2 separate regions of the Mus musculus genome follow, and region 2 is linked to region 1. Evidence: chromatin loops called from intact Hi-C (ENCODE). Cell type or tissue: gastrocnemius. All regions are shown on one strand. Links, peaks and the distances in the headings refer to the core of each region. The heading gives the core; the rest is flanking DNA.

Region 1 (5,276 bases), core at 588-4,587:
ACCACGAAAGGTTAGTTTTTTTGCATTTTGTTTGTTTTATGTACAGATGTGCAAAGATGGACCAAGAATAATAGCCTGATGGTGCAGCTCAGCCACAATAAGTGTGTGTTCTCTTGGCTTGGTGGGGAAGGTTTACATTGGGAATCATTATCTAACTCAGAAAAGCACTGTCTGTGGCCATTAGAATGCAGTGTATTACCTCGGTAATGTGGTAGGCAGGCCTTTTTAACTCTGCCATAAGGGTCTGTGTTTGTAGCTTTGCTGGTAGAACTGTGGGATGCTGGGCTGGGGAGAGCACTTAATAGTTAAAGATGCTTATTGTTAAGCGTGAGGACCGAGTATGATCCCAGCGTCCATAGAAAGCGTTGGGCACGTTGGAGTGCACAGGCAACTACAGCACTGGGGAGGCAGAGATGGGGCGGCGGCACTGGCGGCGCGGCGGTGGTGGTGGTGGTGGTGGTGGTGGTGGTGGTGGTGGTGGTGGTGATGGTGGTGATGGTGGTGGTGGTGGCAGTGTGGAGTTCTGTGAGCTCACGAGAGGCCCTGTATCAAAAAACAAGGTAAAAGCCCCTGAGGAATGACTGTTGGATTTATCCTCTGCCCTCCACACCTAAATCTCACACACACACACACACACACACACACACACACACACACACACACACAGACACACACACACACACACACACACTCATATACAACACACTATGCATCCACATGTACTTACTTACTGTTACTAATGAGGAAACTGTATTATTCATTTGAATTCATGATTAGAAGAAAATATGACCCAAAGAAGATAGATATCTCTAGATAAAATATGTAATGGTGTCGGCTATAGCTTGGCTAGCAACACCGCCTACTCAAGTACTCACTCATATCCTGGGTAATAGCACATTGCTGCCACATTATTTCATTCATTTTCAAAGACAGCTGGGGAACTGAAGTCATGGAAGTTACGGCTTGTCTAACCACTCAGTTGTCTTTCTTTAATTAAGCCAGCACTGATTTTTCTTCCCTTGACTGATACTTGATAAAAACCAAACAGCAGCAGCAGCAACATACATAAAAAACTTACTTTATGAAAGATCGTTAAACCATTATTTCATATGCAAATCATCACTTACTTAAAATTCAAATACTGGTCTAAAGTTTAAGGTGATTTGGATTGCATTTGTTCCCTGATAGATCAGAAATAATTTATCTGTTTTCTTTTCTCCAAGACAGCAAAGAAATATATAAAGGTTTCACATTAGTCAATAAATATTGGCTGCTGAGGTATTTCATATTCTCATTTCAAATAAGATTAACTTAATAATTTATAATTGACTGAGGGCGAATTAAGGAGCTTCACCTAAGCAGATGTTTTCATGTAAAGGGAAATCAATCCACGTCTCAGGTTACACACGAGCCCACCACTAATGTGCCATAAAAATAAAACCTAGAGGGGGCTTAAGAGTGTGACTGCCAATATTTCCAGAGAGAAAGACATACTAAACACAGTGATAAATTATTGCAGTCTTATGTAACAGAATTGTGCCAATTTCTAATCAATTACAGATAACTTATTTTTCATCAACTAAATGTAACTTTAGAAGTTTAAGCTTTTTTATTGTTTCATTGTTGAGATTCTATTCTTGGTTGTACTTCCTGCCACTGAGAGTTGGTAATAGTCAGTTGTATACTTTATATTTTTATCTGGTCTAAATCATTGTGCTAGTCTAGATAGCTTTCCTCTAAAATATGTGGAAATTTCTAGAATACTGACTATGTTAAAAAATAAAATAAAGTTGTCTATTTGATCACTTTAAAGAGGTAGAGGAAGAAGGGTCATTGTAAGCTTAAAGCCAGCCAGATCTACATAGAAAGTTCTAAGCCAGACATGGCTAGATTGCAAGACTCTCAAAACACAAACAAACAAACAAACAGATTTAAAATGTATAAATCTGATACTTGTTCCATGGCAGCCATGATGCTGTTTTTGATCTCAATAAGACTCTGTAAGACAGCAAAATAATTTCCTAGAGACCTATTACTTTCACATTGGATAAAATATACTTAATATCCTTTCATTTTCATGTTTCAAAGGAAGAGTCAAAGATGATTAAAGGGCTCTTTGAAGCGGTCAGGGCTTGGTCACTTCACATTCTGTAGTCAGGGACTGAACCATAGTTACTTTTATAAATGTATTAGGATGTGAAGAACTGACTATTAAGTCTAAAGTAGCTGTATTATCAATAAAGCAATACACTGAGTTGGGGTATTGTTTTTTAAATATGTAATTATATTTCTTTTCATGAAAAATCATACATAAATTGTTACGTTTATTTAAGATGAAATTGTACAGCCGATAAGAGAAGAGAGAATCCACATTGTAGATTCCTTTTGTGAGGGCATGAAGAAGTCTGTACACAATTGAGCATATTCCATGTTTAAAGGAAGAAAGTAAATAAATGCAAACAACTCCATAAAAAAAAAAAAAAAAAACTTACTTTATGGTCCAGTTACTTGGTCAGTAACATCAATATGATGAGAATATCTTGTGTTAATGTCAAGAAGAAATCCCTCATGTAAGGATACTTACTTCTAGACTCCCCCCCTTACTCCTAGACTTTTCTATCACATCTTTATTCTCAGCCTTCTTGGTTGCTTAATGCTCAGTGAAGAACCCCACCTTGCCTCCCTGAGCGTATTTCCAAAGGCCAAGGAAGTCATGTGGCTCAGGAGCGCCCTCTTCTGGCAGCTAACCGCTAACCCCTGACTTGGTTACTTCTTTTAAATACTCTCCATAGAACCTCCATAGAATCCTAGGTGGCTGAAGAAGAGGAGGAAACCAGTCTTTGCAATAAAGGGATGGAATGTTTCGTGTAGATTTCAGTGCAGACTAAAGAGAGGAGGTGATTCCGTAGTTGTCGGAGGCCAGAGTTTAATTACAGTCAGGATGTTAGGAAAATCTTCCTGAAAGACTTGGCCACGTATCTGTATCTGATTCGGCTTGGTGTAAGGTGGATTAGAAAGGAGCATCATGCCTGCTAGGAGCAGCAGCAATGGCGAGGGCCTGCAGGTGGAGGAAGGGCCAAGGAGAGGGAAGGTGCGGTACATAGTATTTATGCCAGTTCAGTCAGAGCGTGGGCTTTGTGAGGACACGTCCCCACATGATCAGAATTCTGTTGTCAGGCTTCAGTAACCACGGACAGGATGGCTGACAGGAAAGAGCATCAGGTAAGAACGTCACAGAGATGGCTACTTCTTTGCTTTTGTTGTGGGTGCAGAGTGAAAAGCCAAGGAGAAGTGCCCCTATGTAGCTCCCAGCTCCTGTCCCAGCCGCTCTGTGGTAAAGCCATCCAGGACACAGGGAGACACTACTTCCCTTTCCAGACCCCTTTGCTGTAGTCTGGAGGAGCTGTATTGCACACACCTTCTGCTTGGCCTGCAGAAGACTCTGAGCCTGCGCATGGGACTTGGGCTGCGGGGCTCTTGTGCCCACCCTCTGACTCCAAGACAGAGAAAATGAAGACAGTGCTGGCCCTGTGCTTAGATCAGAACTCATGCAGGTTCACCCTGGGTCCTGCCCAGGGTCTTGTCTGGTAGGAGACCCCCACTTGGGTGCTTCTCACCGACTGTTACTGTGGGGGAGAGGTCCTAGAAACTCTAAAAGAGAAATCACCCACTTGTGCCCCAGCATCCTGGCCTACGGCTCCTCTCCCCTGTTGCTGACAGCTACCCCATTCTTTCCCTGCCTGCCTCCTCCCTGAAACTTTGACCTTTGGAGTCCCTCCTGCTCTGAAAAGATGTCATGGCTTAGGATAGAGAAGCAGGTCCTTTTATGGAAGCAGGCAGCATACTTTGTCTACTGATTAACCAGAGTGAATCTGCTCTGGGCTCTTTTAGACAGGTTAGGCTGTAGAGCGGTGCCTTGTGCATTTGAGATTTCAAGCAGACAGCACAGCCCCTTTAGCCAGGGAGCAGTGGAGCTGAAGTCAGGCTGGCTGTGATGGGCTCCCTTACTCACTATGTGCAAGGTTTGTATTTCTCTCTCTGATTAAGGCTGCAGGAGTTCTCAGTTAAAATGTCCACAGTGTTTTGGGAATGTGTGGGTTCTCTGTTATGTTTTCCTCATTTGGTAGCTCTGAGCCTTCATATTATACAGTGTTGCCTCAAATATTTAATTATGATGCAGTTATAGCTGCTTTTATATTTTAATTGACTTGGTCTTTAGACATTTAGTAGCTTTATTTTCATGTTAATTAAAAAATTTTTTTTACAACACTTGATGTAAAAAAGAAAAAGGTGGGCATTGCAGTTTGGCAAACCTGGGTTTGGGGATTAGTGGACGGCAATTTGGTTTTAGCACTATGGCACTAGCAGTATAAGTACCAGCATGGTATAATCTTGTTTCTCTGAGTGTTGGTGTAGAGTCTGAGTCTTTTATTCCTATGGTTGTTGCTGGAATCAGTTGGGACCCTGCATCTGCACGTGCCGTTCCCAAGGCACTGATTGATAGTTGTTGGCTGTCAGTTTGCCTAGATTTGGCTTTGATGAACTGTTAGTGACAGTTCAGGGCTTCATGCTGACATGGTTGCTTCTCTCCGGTGTCTACTCTGGAGTCTGTGGATAGATGCCCTGCTCTCTCTCTTCCCTCAACATCCACGTAGCCCCACTCCTCCCCATAACTGTCTGCTGGGTGGCCTCCGTGGGCAGAAGTTAAAGGTAGGAGCTAGCATTGGACTAAGAGCTTGTGCACAGAGAAACTCTTCTCATTCTTCTGAAGGCAGGTTTCATGCCGTCAATAGTAATTCAACATCTTCTACTTATCTGAAGTGGCTGGGATTAGAACTGGGGCAGAGGTGGTCCTCCCCCTTGCAGAGAATGGACAGAAACCTACAGTCACCCCGTATCCCGGTTTATCTTGTGGTGTCAATACCAGGGAGGTGGCAGTGCAGTGCTAGGCATGAATGTTTCAGGTGTGACTCTTCCTCCCACACAGTCCCCTGCTCTCTGACCCACTGTATCGCCTACTAAGTGAGGAGGTAGCCGTAGTTAGCAATCGGAATTGTGGACTTACAGAGAAAGCAAGGTTGCAGTACTCTGGTATAGTCAGGCCCTTATCTGATTTTGAGTTTGAAAATCAAAGTCTCTGAACCAGGACAGGCAAGTAGGAATCTCCTGTTAATTATCATGGCATCTTCATCTGCTTTGTTCTGAGCACAGGGAGCAGGGATGGATGGGGTCAGCACTAAGAATGATCTTGGTACGCATGGTAATCATGGCAATTA
Region 2 (5,276 bases), core at 395-4,394, 140 kb before region 1:
CATTGTTAGAACTGTAACTGTGTAGTAAAGCAAGGGAAAAGTGAGATTTGAGGGAGAAGAAAAAGAGCTTCCAAGAAAACCCACAGTGAAGGGCTTAGCTGATTTTTAAAGACCTCAAATACTTTACAAAGTTTGAAGATGGGGAGGCTAAAGAGATGGCTCAGAAGCTAATGGCCCATGTGCTTCTCTTGCAGAGGGCCAGAGTTCATTTCCTAGCACTCATGCAGTAGCCCACAGACACCCATAACCCTGGTTCTAGTGCATCTCTGCCCTCCTCTCGCCTCCTCAGCACTACATGCCCATGTCATGTAAAACACCTGTACACATAAAATAAGTATAAAGAAATCTTAAAACACAGTTTGAAAACATTCATCTCAATCCAGAAAGGTTTTACTTATTGAGAAGAGTGTTTATCGAATGTTTATGGTCCTCTGTCTGCTTATAAACAGTTCAACCACAAAAACCAGAAAATAGCAAAGTAATCCACTGCAGGCATATCTCTGAACAGAATGATAATTCTTCAATAGCGCTCCAAGCACAAACTCTGGAGGGAGCTAGGAAAAGACCTTGTCACCTCAGAGATGAGTTTCATTATCCTTGAGGATCTCTCAGTGTACTGTGAAGGAAGAAGAGAGATACATGCTGTCGTGTGTGTGTGTGTGTGTGTGTGTGTGTGTGTGTGTGTGTGTGTGTGAGAGAGAGAGAGAGAGAGAGAGAGAGAGAGAGAGAGATTTTATTTTAAAAGGCTTAAAAACTAGAAAACTATTCGTATTTGTTGTTGTAATTTTTAAAAATGTGCATTGGGGGTTTTGTCTACCTGTAAACCAGTACACCACATGCATGCTTGTTGCCACAGAGAACATAGGATCCTGGGAACTAGAGGTGAGCTGCCATGTGGATGCTAGAAGAGCAGCCAGTGCTCTTAACTGATGAGCCATCTCTCTAGCCCTGAACATACTTTAAAAAAGAATCTACCTCCCCAAAGACTAGCTTTCACAGTTCTGGAAGGTGCTATGTAAGCTTCTAAGCAAGGAAGCAACCAATAGTCCCGCTCAGATGCAACACTATCTTTTGACATGTCTACAACACAATCACTGTTCCTAGTGCTTAGAAAGCACTGAAGATTATATATATATACGTATATATGCATATATATTCACATATATAGACAATGTGTGTGTGTGTAAAACATTAACAAGAAAGAGAGGTAATAATTTCAAGAGGGAGTAAGGGAGAAAGGTATTTGGGAGAAACCAGAGGGAACAAAAGAAAGAGGAAAAATGATTAATTGTATTTTAATTAAAAAGTAAAACACTTTCAGAATAATATGGTGATAGAATATGAAAACAAAATATACAGATATATTTGAAATGGTTATTACAAAAGGGTTAAAATGTGAAATTGAAGGTACACAAGTGGAAGGAGTTAGAGGTGGGAGAGGAGGAGTGAAAAGGCAGTACCTATAGATGAGATTTTAAAAAAATTTAACATTAAAAATTTAAAAGTATGTGACATGAAATCTTATACTTAGTTCAGGTTCATTTACTACTGAAAAAAAATTTCTATGAATTTGGTCAACAGTCTACAGAATACAGCAGTGGTCCAGGGTTTCACACTCTCCATTCACCTACACATTCACCACAGAAATTATTTTTGTGTATATGTCTGCCTGTGTGAGTGTGTGTAATGAGTGTGTGGTGACATATTCCATCACCAATTTAAGCTCTAGTTGTGGGAAGAATTTTATGCAAGTTTACCATTTACAAAATCTCATGTACTGTTTTCTTTTAATATTTTATATATCAGTGTTTTGCCTGCATGTATGTCTGTATACCATATGTGTGCCCAGTGCCCACAAAAGGGCATCAGATCTCCCTGCGACTGGAGTTACAGATGGTGTGAGATGGCATGCATAAGCTTTAGATCAAATCCAGGTTCTCTGAAACAGTAGACAGTGCCCTGGACCACTGAGCTTTCCAGCCCCTATTCTATATGCGTACTGTACCTTTCTTATGCTTAGATACAAAACACCATTGTACAATCATGTCCAGTCACCGGCACTTGCTGCACAACTTTGTGGCTTGGGAACAAAAGCCATCCCATGTAGCCTAGATGTATAACAGGCTGCACCCCCTAGGATTATGTGAGCACACTCTGTGACAGCTCTCCAGTGACAACATCACCCAGTGACACTTTCTCGGCACGCATCCTGTCATTCAGAGATTCTTGGCCGTGGTTAGGGGCATACAGCATGCAGCTTTGTTACATATTGATCTACAGCTGGCATTTTCCCATTGTTTTCTCATGACTTTAAATTCCCAAATGATAATTCGTTGTGTGACGAAACCACAAGCTATCCACTCTTCCTTTGAAGGCCATCTAGGTGGCTCTAATGTCTAGCAATTATGAGTAAAGTCTCCTCCATGGGCAGAGTTTTGTGAGGACGTGGTACCACTTGTTTTTGGTGCACACTGAGGAGTGAGGTTGATGGATCACATGAAATGTGATTTTGTAGGATTATGTAGATTTTGTAAGAAACAGCCAAACTGTCTTGTTAAGTGGCTGTACCATTTTGCATTCCCAATAGTACTCAAAGTTCTTCTTGTTCTTGTTTTTGCTAACACTCGGTGTTGTCAGTGTGGGGGATTATAACCCTTCTAACAGGTTTAAAGTGTTATGTTTTTAAAAAAATACACAACAAACTCTCTCTCTCTCTCTCTCTCTCTCTCTCTCTCTCTCTCTCTCTCTTTCTCTCTCTCGTGTGTGTGTGTGTGTGTGTGTGTGTGTGTGTGTGTAGGTATCTGTGTATGACAGTGCAGTGCCCATATCGGCCAGCAGAGGGCATTGAGTTACAGTTACAGGCTGGTGTGACTTGCCCAATGTGGGTTCTGGGTCTCTGAAAGATGAGCTAGGGCTCCTCGCCACCGAGCCAACCCTCCAGGCCCCCCTCCTCCATAGTATCTCATTGTTGTTTTATTTGCAATTCTCCAGTGACCATTTGCATGGTCGTTACCTGGATTTTTTATTTGACATAGTGTCTGTTCAGGTCTTCTGCCCATTTTTTGTTTGTTTGTTTGTTTGTTTGTTTGTTTGTTTGTTTGAGACAGGGTTTCTCTGTAGCGCTGGCTGTCCTGGAACTCACTTTGTAGACCAGGCAGGCCTCTAACTCAGAAATCTGCCTGCCTCTGCCTCCTGAGTGCTGGGATTAAAGGTGTGCGCCACCATGCCTCGCTGTCTTCTGCCCATTTTTGAATAGTGTGTTTATTGGTGTTATATTTTAAGAGTTTTTTTAAATGTATATTGAGCACCAGAATTTTACCTGCTGTGTGTTTTGCAAATTTTCCTCCAGTCTGTGGCTTGTCGTCTTCTTAACAGGGTCTTTCACAGGTTAGAAAATTTTAACTTTAGGGCCTGGGAGGTGGCTCAGGTGGCAAAGTACTTGCTGCACAAGCAAGGAGAATGGGATTCTATTCCTGTCACCTTTATAAAATACCCAGGTAAACCACCAGCATTTGTCTGTAACCCCAGGGCTGGGGAAGGAGACAGGACAATCTCCTGGGGCTCACTGGCCAGACAGACCCACTCAATCATTTGGCTCCAGGTTCAGTGAGATCCTGTATCAAAAACCTAAGTGAAGGAGTGACTGAAGAAGTCCTCTGATACCAATCTCCGGCACAGGCACACACAAATCCACATGGACATGGACACACAGTAAGAAAAATTTAGTAGAATCCAATTTATTAATTCATTTTTTTCATCAAATGTACTGCTAGGGCTGGTAGCTAATGTTTAAATGTGTCTTTTACTTGCCAATGGTCTCAAAGCCTGCTCCCCAGGGCATGTTGACACCATTGGTCATAAATGGGAAGCACCCCGACATGTCTTCATGGCTGATGTGTGTCTGAGATGCACATGGAGTCAAGCGAAAGGGAAATGGTCAAGTTGATCTGGGGTTCACACTTCCTAAAAGTAAGAGACTGGGCAGACGCTAGAGCAACTGCCAGCATTGGGACTGTTCGAGGGTGGCTGGCTTGTCAGTAACTGGGAGCTAAAGGCTGTGCCATTTGTCACTATTAACGGATGCTGTGCCTTCAACAGCCAGGTCTGGATTTGCACATTTTTATTCATGAATTTGAGCTTGCCCCTAGATGCTGGGACTCACTAAGAGATTCATGACTTCTTATTAAAAGGTATTTTGAAATAAAATTTCACAATGTCTGCATATCTCACCAATATGATGATGTAAGGGGTGAGAGCCATGCTTGTGGCTGAAGCAGCAAAAGAGATTTTTTTTTAATAGACTGAAGAATGAGACAGAAAAGGAGAGAAAGCACTGGGGACTGCCCAGCTAAGGTGCTAAAGTGGTCCATTAGTTTCTCCTAGCTGCCACAGTCCTCTGAAGGCACTAGAGGGTTAGTCCTCCATGAGACCAGCATCCTTGAATGTCAATAGATGCCTGGAGCTGAGCTCGCGGCTGTAGGAGGAGAGCCTCCTTCTCTGCAGGAAGGGCTTCCCCTCTGCAGTCTCTTGACATCCTTCAGGGGATAATTATTCCTTTGATCCTGGTGACACAGTTCCAGCTAGAGCTTCTTGGCAGGTATGTGGACACACATACTGTCTGAGTGCAGAGGAGTAGAGGAAGTCCTTCTCTATGTCCTTGAGGAGAATGTCCTGATGGAACAGTAGGTCAAAGGTGGTTATGGCAGCCTACGGCATCACTTGAGAGGGGGACCCTGAGTGAATGAGAACCAAACTCTTTGTGTGTGTGTGTGTGTGTGTGTGTGTGTGTGTGTGTGTGTATGCACAAGCCATGTGTGTATACATAATATAAAATGTTTTAGCCATTTTTAATGGTGTAGTTCAGTAACTCCAATCATATCTACTACCCATCTCTAGAACTTCTTTCAATTCAAAGCTTAAATTATTCCCGTGAATCAGTCTACTCCAGCCCTGGCTTAGGTCCTCTGTACTTTCTGTCTGTCTGTCTGTCTGTATATAAGTATCACACATGACTAGAGCTGTACAGCATTTATCTTTGTTATGTTTGATTTCTCTTAGTGTTATATCTTTAGGGTTCATTCATTTTATAGCCTTCCTGTGTGTGTGTGTGTGTGTGTGTTCCTGTGTGTGCTTCCCCATGAATGTGCACACATACCTGCATAGCCATGTATGTGTAACCCCCCCCACACACACACACAGAGAAAGAGTGAGACAGACAGACACAAACCTTATAATAGTTTTGTATGTAAGTTCTGTGTTTTTCTTTGTTTTTAGGA

What was found. Hi-C counts contacts between places; a loop is a spot of excess contacts. Peaks named below come from ENCODE experiments on the same cell type or tissue, not always from the same donor. Only the 100,000 strongest peaks of a DNase experiment are listed, where the experiment ranks them.
Region 2: a loop joins it to region 1, with 4 times the contacts of the local background. A loop is called at or near these places in 11 of 42 quality-filtered maps.

The regions. Positions count from the first base shown.
Region 1 is chr2:3,766,740-3,772,015 of GRCm38, forward strand. All of the region lies in intron 1 of Fam107b (family with sequence similarity 107, member B), which reads left to right. Among named protein-coding and RNA genes, the nearest start is that of Gm36031, 38 kb to the right of the region's middle. In gastrocnemius, for the core only: a CTCF peak has its summit at 2,734 (motif pointing left); a DNase peak (open chromatin) is centred at 2,727.
Region 2 is chr2:3,627,065-3,632,340 of GRCm38, forward strand. The region is part of intron 1 of LOC108168726; the gene reads left to right. Among named protein-coding and RNA genes, the nearest start is that of Fam107b, 84 kb to the right of the region's middle. In gastrocnemius, for the core only: no CTCF peak of the experiment used is centred there; a DNase peak (open chromatin) is centred at 2,856.